Linked DNA regions of Homo sapiens: region 2 is linked to region 1. A link is a contact called in ENCODE Hi-C or POLR2A ChIA-PET data. All regions are on one chromosome and are shown on one strand. Each heading gives the region's core, a stretch centred on a gene start or an enhancer-like site at or near the end of the contact. The rest is flanking DNA. Distances are from core to core; before and after follow the strand shown. Region 1 has its middle 27 kb from the start of MAN1A2. Region 2 has its middle 67 kb from the start of TENT5C.

The links. A loop is a pair of places that touch in the nucleus more often than their neighbours do. ChIA-PET counts read pairs that join two places held with the same protein, here RNA polymerase II (POLR2A). Pooled maps may share reads with other maps.
Region 2: a loop to region 1 is called in a pooled map, with 5 times the contacts of the local background. The contact joins two enhancer-like sites. A Hi-C loop is called at or near these places in 2 of 50 pooled maps. POLR2A ChIA-PET finds 5 or more read pairs at or near these places in 3 of 52 experiments (AG04450, PC-9 and activated B cell).

What each region holds. Positions count from the first base shown.
Region 1 is chr1:117,337,876-117,343,318 of GRCh38, forward strand. No RefSeq gene overlaps it. Among named protein-coding and RNA genes, the nearest start is that of MAN1A2, 27 kb to the right of the region's middle. Within about 2 kb of position 2,301, at least 2 of the 41 ENCODE cell types and tissues checked have a DNase peak (open chromatin) inside an H3K27ac peak, as active enhancers do.
Region 2 is chr1:117,670,965-117,676,084 of GRCh38, forward strand. No RefSeq gene overlaps it. Among named protein-coding and RNA genes, the nearest start is that of TENT5C, 67 kb to the left of the region's middle. Within about 2 kb of position 3,792, at least 5 of the 41 ENCODE cell types and tissues checked have a DNase peak (open chromatin) inside an H3K27ac peak, as active enhancers do.

The DNA.
Region 1 (5,443 bases), core at 1,051-3,550:
GGTCTACACTACCTTTATGAGCTGTAACACTCACCGCAAGGGTTTGCGGCTTCATTCCTGAAGTCAGCAAGACCACAAACCCACCAGAAGGAAGAAACTCTGGACACATCTGAACATCTGAAGGAACAAACTCCGGACACACCATCTTTAAGAGCTGTAACACTCACCACAAGGGTCCGCAGCTTCATTCTTGAAGTCAGCGAGACCAAAACCCCACCGGAAGGAATAAATTCCGGACACACAAGGAGGAGCTGCATGAATAAGAACCTACTCCAGTTTATTACAAGTACTTCCTCCACACTATGGGCAGCATGTTGGTATCACAGAGATCTGGACATTCTCTTCACCCACCCCTACAGCCCAAAGCCTACAGGAGATAGGCTTGTGAAGGACCCAAAGGCATCTACTGGGTCCCCAAGAGTAAACTTAGAAGTATTAGAGCATTCCACTGCTAGGTGAAAAAAGAGATTAAGGGGAATATAATTCCCTAAAAACAAATGTTCCCTTTCTGTCAATGAGACTAAGTGGTCTTCAGGGAAACAACATAAAACAGAGCTGCATGATCCTTTTCCCTCTAGGGGAAAAGTTTGCAAAGATTGTATTGCTTGGGTAAATGAGATCACCTGAACTAATTCCTAATTGATAAATGACAAAGTTTTGAAGTCTCACGGCCTGTATGCCTTCTCTTCATGGCAGTGGGGGGAAAAATGGGTGAAAAAAGTGGTGTACATTTTAGCACTCTAAATAGATGAATTAAACCAGATCAGTGTACACGATACCTGCCCCAGAATATTAACCTGATGGACAATCACTGATTATCAGTGTCTCTTTGAGGAGACTGTGAAAACCTTATGATGACTGAAGGGAATAAAAAAAGACCATGAAATAATCTGTGTATAATTTCAACTGGAAAAATTTGGAAGTGGAATGAGTTGTCTCTAGGCCTAGATGTTATTAGCAAGTATGCTTTAAAATAACATATAATGCTATAAAGCAATAGGAAGATAACAAAAGCTGTTGGAGGGGGTGGGGCATGGTGTCTCACACCTGTAGTTCCAGCACTTTGGGAGGCTGAGGTGGGTGGATTGCTTGAAGTCAGGAGTTCAAGATAAGCCCAGCCAACATGGCAAAACCCCATCTCTACTAAAAATGCAAACATTACTCAGGCGTGGTGGTGCACACCTGTAATCCCAGCTACTTGGGAGGCTGAGGCATGAGAATGGCTTGAACCCAGGAGGCGGAGGTTGCAGTGAGTTTAACATTGCACTCCAGCCTGGGTGAGAGAATGAAACATTGTCTCAAAAACAAACAAACCGAAAACAAAGTTGATGGAGTGATTCCAGGCTGGTACTTCCCAAACTTCTGACGTTCTAGTACTACCACCTTCAAGATTTTGGCCACATCCTTGTATTTAATGTTTTTCCTTAAATTGGTGAGTATTTTAAACTTACATATACTTTTTTAAGGAAGAAACTTCATATCATGACTGTAAAAGAAAACCAATATCATTTGCCATAAATAGGAGGTAACAATAAAAACAAGTACTTACATAATAAAAACCAAAACAGTGTTGTAAAACCCTAGCTAGATACCATTACAAGCCAAAGGCTCTCAGCCTGAGGCCTTTTCTCTCTTTTAAAAAGGGAGATTAGCAAGTGATAGACCATACAAGGACCAAATGGAAACTTTCTCCTTGGAATAATGAGCAGGAGTGTGATAGAAGTGGAAAGGGAATAACTCTCTCACTATGTGATTCAATGCCATTTAATGTTGTTGTCTGGGTATCACTGATAATCGTCTCCAGTGTCAGTTAGGCTCAAATCATGATTTGTGTTCTGTATACGGTGGGAAACACAGTTCTTGACCCTCTTAGAGTGATGTAAACCTCATCCACCTGGAATGGAGTGAAAATAAGATGGGAACTCAGAGAAAAAAAGGTATTTAAAAACTCTAAAAAGCAGATTAGGAAAATTAAGAAGCAGCAACACGGCAGGAGCAAAAGATACACAAACATAAGGCAAAACATAAAAGAAGGTGAGAGGATAAACTCAATGTTTGAAAGTAAGCAAAGACAGCTCACAAAAGGAAGAAGCAAAGCTAATTAAAGACTGAAAGTGGATATGAAGTGACATCACATCCAATCAAGATAAGCATGAACAGAAATGCAGAAAGCTATCCAAATAAGCACATGGGCTAAGTCTGTAGGCCACATCAGCTGTTTACTCCCTGCCCTCTGTTCTTGAGGGAAAATGGGGGAGGTGTGAGAGAAATGGCTGACACTTCCGTGTGTGCATCATGAGATCATTACACAACTGAACCTGCTGGTGGCAGGAACAGGACCGACTGAGAGTCAGGCATTTCAGCTACTTTCAAACAAACATATTCTTCATTTGCCCATGATTTAAAAAATGCGCATTTGTCCAGCTGAGTTTTACTTCTCAGATAGCTGTTTTGCATGTAGAATTTAAATTGCCCAGTACTTAATTTGTTTTTCTAGAAGGCAATAAAAGGTAATTTATAACTGGTAGGTTCGGTGGCCAGAGAGAGTGATAAAATTCTAAACCCAAGGCATTGGTATTCAGTGCTTTTAGCTATTCCTCTATATAATCTAGTTTACGGCAAAGTAAAGATGGGTCACTTGGGGCTCCTATAGTTGCCATTTATGCCTCAGAAAATAATTGTTAATGATTGGGGCAAGGTAAATAAATAGAAGACCAATAAAGCTCAAGGTGAAAGCTGTGTTCAGATCACACCAGAAGCTACACATACGCTAATTAACATAAAACTGTTTCATTGGTGTAAACATTCCACTGTCTGGATTGTTAACAGTCGCATGGGCATAAAAAACATCAACATGTAATAACATAATTAATGTATCTAATATAAACTTTATAAATGTATTTTTAAGCTTCAAGACAGTGTTTCTCAAGTACTGTTACAAATGTGGTTTTCTGAATTTTGAATCCTTTCAATTTTCTTTTGTTCTCACATTGACAGAATGAAGTGGGAACCATACTGATGATAAGACTTGCTAGATTTTAATGTAAAATAATTTTAGAATAATATTTTACATTTATATAGTATGTTACAGTCTATAGAGTATTCTCACATCCCCACTGACCTTCACCATGACTCCGTAAGGCAAGTAGACTTTACAGAGGAGTTAACAGGCTCAGCAAGATTAAATGACTTGCTCAAGCCCACACAGCCAGTAAGTGAGGCTGACATTTAAAATGAGCATGTGTTGAAGCTAGTGTGTGTTGTCAGGGGAGAAGAGGCTGACTATGGCCTCAGAAACCTCACAGGTGACCTTACTTCATGAAGTCCCCAGGTTATATGATCTGTCCCTAGCTTGTCAATGTCCCAGAATGTTGCAATCCAAGTCAACCGAAGTACTCTGATCAAACCCATAGGAGACTGAATTCTAAACCAGTAAGCTGGTTTGTTTGTTGTCAGAAGCATTACTGCCATGTGAACCGGAAAGAATGCAGTTGCTGGTACCACCAGTATACTCTCTTCCTGTAGGCAGAATTACATGGGATGACGCACTACAATCACGAGATTAAATGATAGGCATGGAGGGAGACTAGGAGACAAATGTTGAGGAGCGGGCAAGGAAAAAAGTGACATGTATTGATACAAGATGCCTATCATTATCATGATCAATTTCATTATTACCTGTACTTATTATCTTCATCTGTCCCATTCTAGAAAGGAAGAAATTGAGACACAAAAAGATTAATTAACTTGCCCAAGCATTTGTTGGATTTCATTTTTAGGTAGCGCTTCCTGAGGTGGATTTCTCACACTTAAGCCAGAAGCTACTTGCTCTAATTACAGCAGAAAAAAAGATAGAACCCACATAGTGGGTTGGGGCATACGAGCTTGCAAGGTGTAGATACATCTATGGGTAAAAACCCACATTAAGGGCCAGGATGATTCACTTTGAGTCTTGGCTCCTCAACTGGCAGCATCAGTGAATTTATGTTATGTATTTATTTAAATGATACCCTCAGAAATGTAGCCCCCTCTGTAGGTGATCTTATATAATGGAGCCAGCTGAGAGGTGGTTCAGGACTTGAATTTAAAGTTTTCAAAAATTTCCTGGAAATTTTTTATTAAAGAGTGACATAAATACCCTATTACTAATATTTAATCTGATGAGCAGCCATAGGGGACCTTTATGCCTTCTCCTTTTGCAATTTTATAGCTTCTACATTATTTTTTAGAGGTTTAAATATATCAGCTCTTCACGACTCCGTAGGTTTTAATTATCAAAGCAGCTACATCAATTTTTACCAAAAGCAGAGTGACCTTATTTTATAACTGAAACAAAGTCCAAAGCTTGGTCCCAGCAGCAGGCAGTTAATAGGTCATTCCATAAAGATTTATGTACACTTTGTGGATACAGAAGAATTTTAAATAGGGGAAGTCAAACTTATGGACTCACTTGTCTTTCATTACTTTAGGCAAGATAGGATTTACTTCAATTAAGAGCTGTATCCTGGCTAAATGGGGCTTATTTTTATGAAGACTCAAAAAAAAATACTAAATTCAGCAACTAATCTTAATATACCTTTGGGAGTAATAAACACAATAATCAAGTTTTCTTTTGTTTCAGCATGAAGGTAGCTTCACTGTGGGATGAGAGAAACAGGCAGTGTTTCATAGTTATATTTATACACCTGACATAAGAAAAATATTCCTCCAAAGCGAAAGCAAAACCTAGGGCAGAAATAGCTGGGTGTTGGAGGGAGGTGGGTATGTGTGTAGGAGAGGGTGAGGGACATGTTTCTATTACCTCTTGGATCTAGCAATATCAATACCAACCTATCTTCTAGCTCATTTTGCCACCGCAAAATTCTTTAGGAAAAAAATCTGTGATTAAAATCCTCAATCTCTGCAACCCCATTCCCATCACCATCCTCTTCCCTGAAAAAATCTGCTGCCAGTGCCTCTTCCGTGATCTTTTCTTGTGTGGGTTTTCTCTCTAGAATAACAGCTAAATCAGGCAAAGGTCTTAGGCACAGCTCACTGCTTCAGTGACTACCTTGAGACCAGCTGGGGACCGACAGTCTCAGACTCCAACCAGTTGCCACAGATGCAATTGCTTTGAAAAGCAGATTCTCTTCTCTGCTAACCTCATGCAGAAAAATGAAAATGGGAAATGCAGTGATATTTTATTTTTCATTTTCTCCTGCTCATTCTAGGAAATAGAACCAAGGGAATGTATTGGAGTGAAACAGGGTTTTCTTAGTAAATAAACATTCCACCTGCCGAATCAGTACCAAATGCGGGTTTGAGAGTATTCTAAACAACACTATATGGCCATTCTTCATCCTCTTATCTGTGAGGGACTAGGGCAGTGGTGGAGGGAGTGTGTGGAGAATAAATGGTCAACACTTAGAGAATAGACCTCATTATGCTCATTTTTTAAAAAATA
Region 2 (5,120 bases), core at 2,542-5,041, 330 kb after region 1:
TCTCTCCTGTTTCTCTTTATAGGATGGTTTTCCTGCTCTGTTAAGTGGCGCTCATCCTTCAGCTCCACACTCAAGGGGCAAGGACTCCTGTGGTTAAATATTCTGAGATCAATGCCACAGAGGGAAGCCACTCAAAGGGAAAGTCTTGGGCCTTTGGGTGTGGGGCAGGACTTTCTCGAGTTCCCGTGAGTCAGAGAGTCTCAGGAAGGGAAGGATCAGCAGAGTCATTCGGACCACCCTTTCATTTAACAAATGAGGAAAAAGAAGCCAGAGGGGGAAGGGACTGGCCCAGGGTCACGTAGCTCATAAACGACACAGCGGCAATGAAAACCCAGAGACTTTCACTTCTCTCCCTTCATTCTTTTTCTTCCATTCTCATCAAACCCGAAGAACAGGAATGGATGGTTGTTATAATACTGGTCCAGGAGGAGAGGCTTTAAATCAGAGTCCAAGGCAAAGTCCCTTTCAGAAAGCTCTGCTGGCCTGAGAGCCTTCCTCAATGCTTTGCCCACACGGCGCTGCACGATGCTGCCACGGCACCTCATGCCTCAGTGTGCTCTGGTTATATCTCAGGTCCCCCTGACCAGGAGAAATCTCCTGGAACAGTCAGAGACAGGTCACACCTCAGGCCGAACGCCCTGGGCCCAGGGTTAGGATTCACAGAATTGCGTGCTGAAACCTCCCAACAGTGGTTGAACTCTGGGTTCTGACACATGAGTGGATCAGGACCAACTGGGTCTAGATTTCTAAAATGCCTTCTGAAATGCTGCTTTTCCAGCAGTGGCAGAGAGCAGGGTGAGCAGTGAGGAGAATATAGGGAGGGGAAGACTGTGCTCTCAGACACCAGGACAGCCAGCCCAAATACACACCAGAGCCTGGGCCCAGTGGGTTCTAGTCCTGCCCTGTGTAACTTGCTGTGCAGCTTTGGGCAGATCCCCTCCCCTATCTGGTCCATGGCCTCCCAATCTGTGACATGAAGGCGTGGACCGGATGGTCACTGAGGCCCCTCCCAGCTTGGCCATATGTCCAGCCTTGAACCACGTGTAGACTCAAAGCAATTAGCCAAGAAGAGGAGTCTCCAGACAATTCCTCTTGCTCCACCCTGCCTCTGTGTCTGGTTCCTCTCCTGGCAGTTTCTATTTTCTGCTCTGTCTGGACAGAAGGGCTTGCTTGGCTCTGTCTGTCTTCCAGCCTTCCCTAGGAAATTGTCTTTGCTTGGAGCACAATGACGCACAGGGGTGCCCCCTGCCGCTCAGCTCTGTGCCATGGGCTTCCAAGGGCTACAGAACAATGGGGTGGAGGGGGAGCCTTTGGGTCAAAGTCTTGGGCAGCTGCCAGGCAGAAGGGAAGTGCAGAGGCTGGCCCTGGTGCAGGGTCACAGAGATCTCCCTTCTCTCTCTGCACTGTCTCCTTGGCCTGAGTAAGCAGAAGGTCCTGGATGCTGCAGCCACAGAGGCGGGAGGCAGAACAGCAGAGACCTGAGAAGGATAGGAGTGACTCTTCAAGAATGAGGTCTGGAGACCAGAGCAGGAAGCCCTCAGAATAGAGAGAACATGGGCAAGGTGGTCAGCAGGCTGGTGGGCAGCCCCGCTCAGATCCCTCCCCTAGAGCAGAATGGTTACAAAACCTGGGTATGGGGGCCTATTCTGGAGTGGCCTGGCCCAAACAGCAAATTGTTGTGAACCCCCATATTTTAACTTAAAAATCCAGTGCCTGTCACATGATGGACGCTCAGTAAATGTTTACTGAATTAATGTGAATCCTGCATTCTACTGCATCATCTGTATAATTCCTGATTTTCGGGCTCTTGAGGGCTTCTCGTACCCCTAGCTCACTGCCTTGTACCCTCTGAGAAGCAGGGCTGGGATGGAGAGAGTTCTGCGTGTGTTGTCGGGCACCCTGAGCCATCGCTGGGCCAAGCCATTGCACCTGCCAGGGCCCTGGTTTTCCCATCTGTGAGACAGGATAGAGAGGCAGGACCGCAGGCCTCAGCCAGCTCGGGAATGGCAACTGCTGGCACTCCAGTGTGCATCAGTATGTCTGAGATAGCCGGCGAACGGAGCACTGGGGCAATGTTTGAAGGGCAACTGAGCCTCACTAGGGTGAAGCTTGTGCCAAAGCAGCAGGAAAGCGTGTTCCATACTCTGTGCCACCTCTGATTGCGTCTTGAATATTCCATGCTTTTATGTTTCTGGGTATGACCAGAAGCTTGGAAAAAGTTCCTTGCATTGTGACCCACATGTATATCTGTGTTAAAAAAAAATGCTGAAGTCTGCATCATGCTTTTCAGATTTGTTAATTCATTTGATTATTCATTCGTTTATTCATTCATTCCAAAAACATTCATTGAACACCACAATGTGGCAGATGGTAGGGTCCCTCATTGGGAGGAGACACTCAGTGAAATAAACAGACAATTACACTGCAATGCACGAAGTGCTATAATGATGGCATGAACAAAGTGTTTAGGATGGTTTGCAATGGCACTCACCTTTTCCTCTGGAGCACAGAGTGTGTCCATGTGCTCATCACCATCACTCTCTGAAGAGGGGACAGTGTCTATGGAGGAGGACCCTGAGGCTCAGAGAGGTTAAGTGACTCACACAAGATCACACAGTCCTTATCTTCCGATGCTAAACCCAGTGCTCAAGGGATTACTTTGTATGTTACCCCACAGCTATGGATATAATGTTATGACTCACCTCCTTTTGGGGTTCTTTTAGTGAATCACTGTTGCTTTATTAAGTCTCTTTTGTCCTGCTAAAAAAAAAAAATTGTGAAACTATCTGCTTGACCACTTTCTTTATAAAACTGGTCGGTCTGATGGGCTTGTGTTAACCTTTAAGAAAATGAAAATATTTTAAGATTTTCTTTTTTGGCCCTATCTTGGGCTGGACAGTCATTCCCATCTCTTCCCTCCACAGACAGCCATGGTCTTTAGACCATCCAGGAGAAACCTCCCTAGGTTTGTGAGCTGTTGGGATCATTGTTACCACTGTGGGTCCCTTTTCAGCCTCCTATGTATCAAACTGACTTTGCTTTCCTTTCAACCTTCCAGAAATTAGACCCACAAAACATAGAGATGGGTCACATAAGTCAAAACGGAGGCAGAGGCTGGTGAAACCCTTTACCCTCTGACAACAGTGTTCTTCAGGATTCTTGAGAACAGGTGAACACATTTGAATTGAGCCCTGACTTTGCTCTGTGACTCTGTCCCTGTCCTTGAACCTCTCTGAGCTTCCATGAGCTCATCTGGCATACAGATATATCAACAGTCACACAGATCACAAAAAGATGCCAGGGTTTACAAAGCAATTCGTAAAAAGTGACCTCCTTGATGAATGGAGGGTGCCCAGCAGGCTTCTTTAGGGTGTGTGAGCAAGGCAGCATGAATATTGGAAAGAGTCTGGACTTTGAAGTGAGAAGATCCAACTTCAGACTCTGACGCTGCCTTTTACGAGCTATGTGACTTTGAGCAAGTTTCCAACAGCCCTAAGACTCAGCAGCATAACTAGGATGATGATGGCACCTTCCCCATCCACCTTACCCCCAAGTTGTTAAGAGAATGAAAGCAGCTGAAGCCCTGCTAACCAGGCAATCTGGGCTGCATGCTGGTCAGTGCCAGGACCAGGGTTGAGTTTCTCCTTCAGCAACCGCAGTCCTCCCAGAGGATGGGAGTCTTGTGTGCTTCAGACAATAAGATCCTGCCAAGACAAGAAAAGGAAGCTGACAATTTCTCACTTCTTTCAGCTGTCTCTCGAGCTCCCTCCACAGGCCCACATCACCCCACTAGCCTTCTACACTCCCAAAACACTTTTCAGAAGGGCTTGTCTCCCTTCCTTCTGGCACAGCACCAATGCTCTGTCTAGTCTGGAGGTGGACTTGCTGCTTCACACTCTAGAAAATGCGGGGCTGTTGAGTGACAGTGGCACCCACCACGGGAGTCCCACTTTTTTACCCTACAAAGCTTATCTGGGCGGATGCCAGGTTCCTAGGTTTGGGTTCCCTCCACTATGAGGGGCTCAGCCCACTTGGAGTCAAAAGGAAACAGCCCAGCTACCGACTTGCATAGGAGACCCTCTGGGAAGGTTTGCTGGTGGAAAGACCACTCTGGCTGCTCCTCGAGTGTTGCCGGGGTGTACTCTGCTCTGCCTGCAGGCCTCCCCAGCCCAGGAGGACCCATTCCACCTGTTGGAGATTTGCTGGCTACCTCCAGGTGGCCAACGAGGGTGTGGCAACTTCACAAATAAGGAAAACCAGGATAAGAGGCAATGTTTGCCTCTGTGAAACAAGTTTGCGATAGTTTTGTGATAATTCTGATTAGGCTGTTCCAAAACCATTGTTTTGCCAACAGCAGCTCTCCTCCATTTTTTTCTTTCTTTCTTTTTTTCTTTTTAGAAATCAAAGGCCATGACTGTTCACCTTTCCTTTGAAGTATTATGTCTATTTGCTTATTTGATTCAGATAGGTTGAGAACCATATGGCTCTCCTTTTTAAGTAAAATTTTCCTTCTTTAAGCCACCGATCCATAGGAAACAAACATCTGTGGAATAAAACAAAGTACACCATACAATGAATATTGACTAAATAGAAAATAGGCATTCATATTTGAAGGCAAGATACATAAGTTATATCAGTAATCATTGACCATAAGCTGACTGTCAACATAACCTGAGGTGGTAAATGCTCCACCAGTGCTCAGGTTGTCTCTAGAAATTCCATCAGGTCTTCTAGGAGGATGGCATTTTCTGTGTGGTATAACCATTCTTAAAAATATTTAACATAAGTACCCACATAATGTTTTTCTGACATATATTGCAAAAATAATTTTGGGAGAAAATCCATAAGCATGTCACATAATATTATACAGAATACAGTTGAGAAAAGTTGCCTACAAGAGCAAAAGCAAAGGCAGATTTTGTGGGTTCCAGGTACCAGGGTACACATCTAGCCCAGCTTAGGACAGTGGAAGACAGTCAGAAATGTCCAGACCCCTGCCAAATTATTGAAGACTTGAGCTCTGAGGGTCTGCAAACCTGTGGAAGATGTCCCCTTCCACTGGAGGGAATGACAAGGCCAGAGCAATCAGTTCAAGCAGCTCCCCACACCTCGGGTTTCTG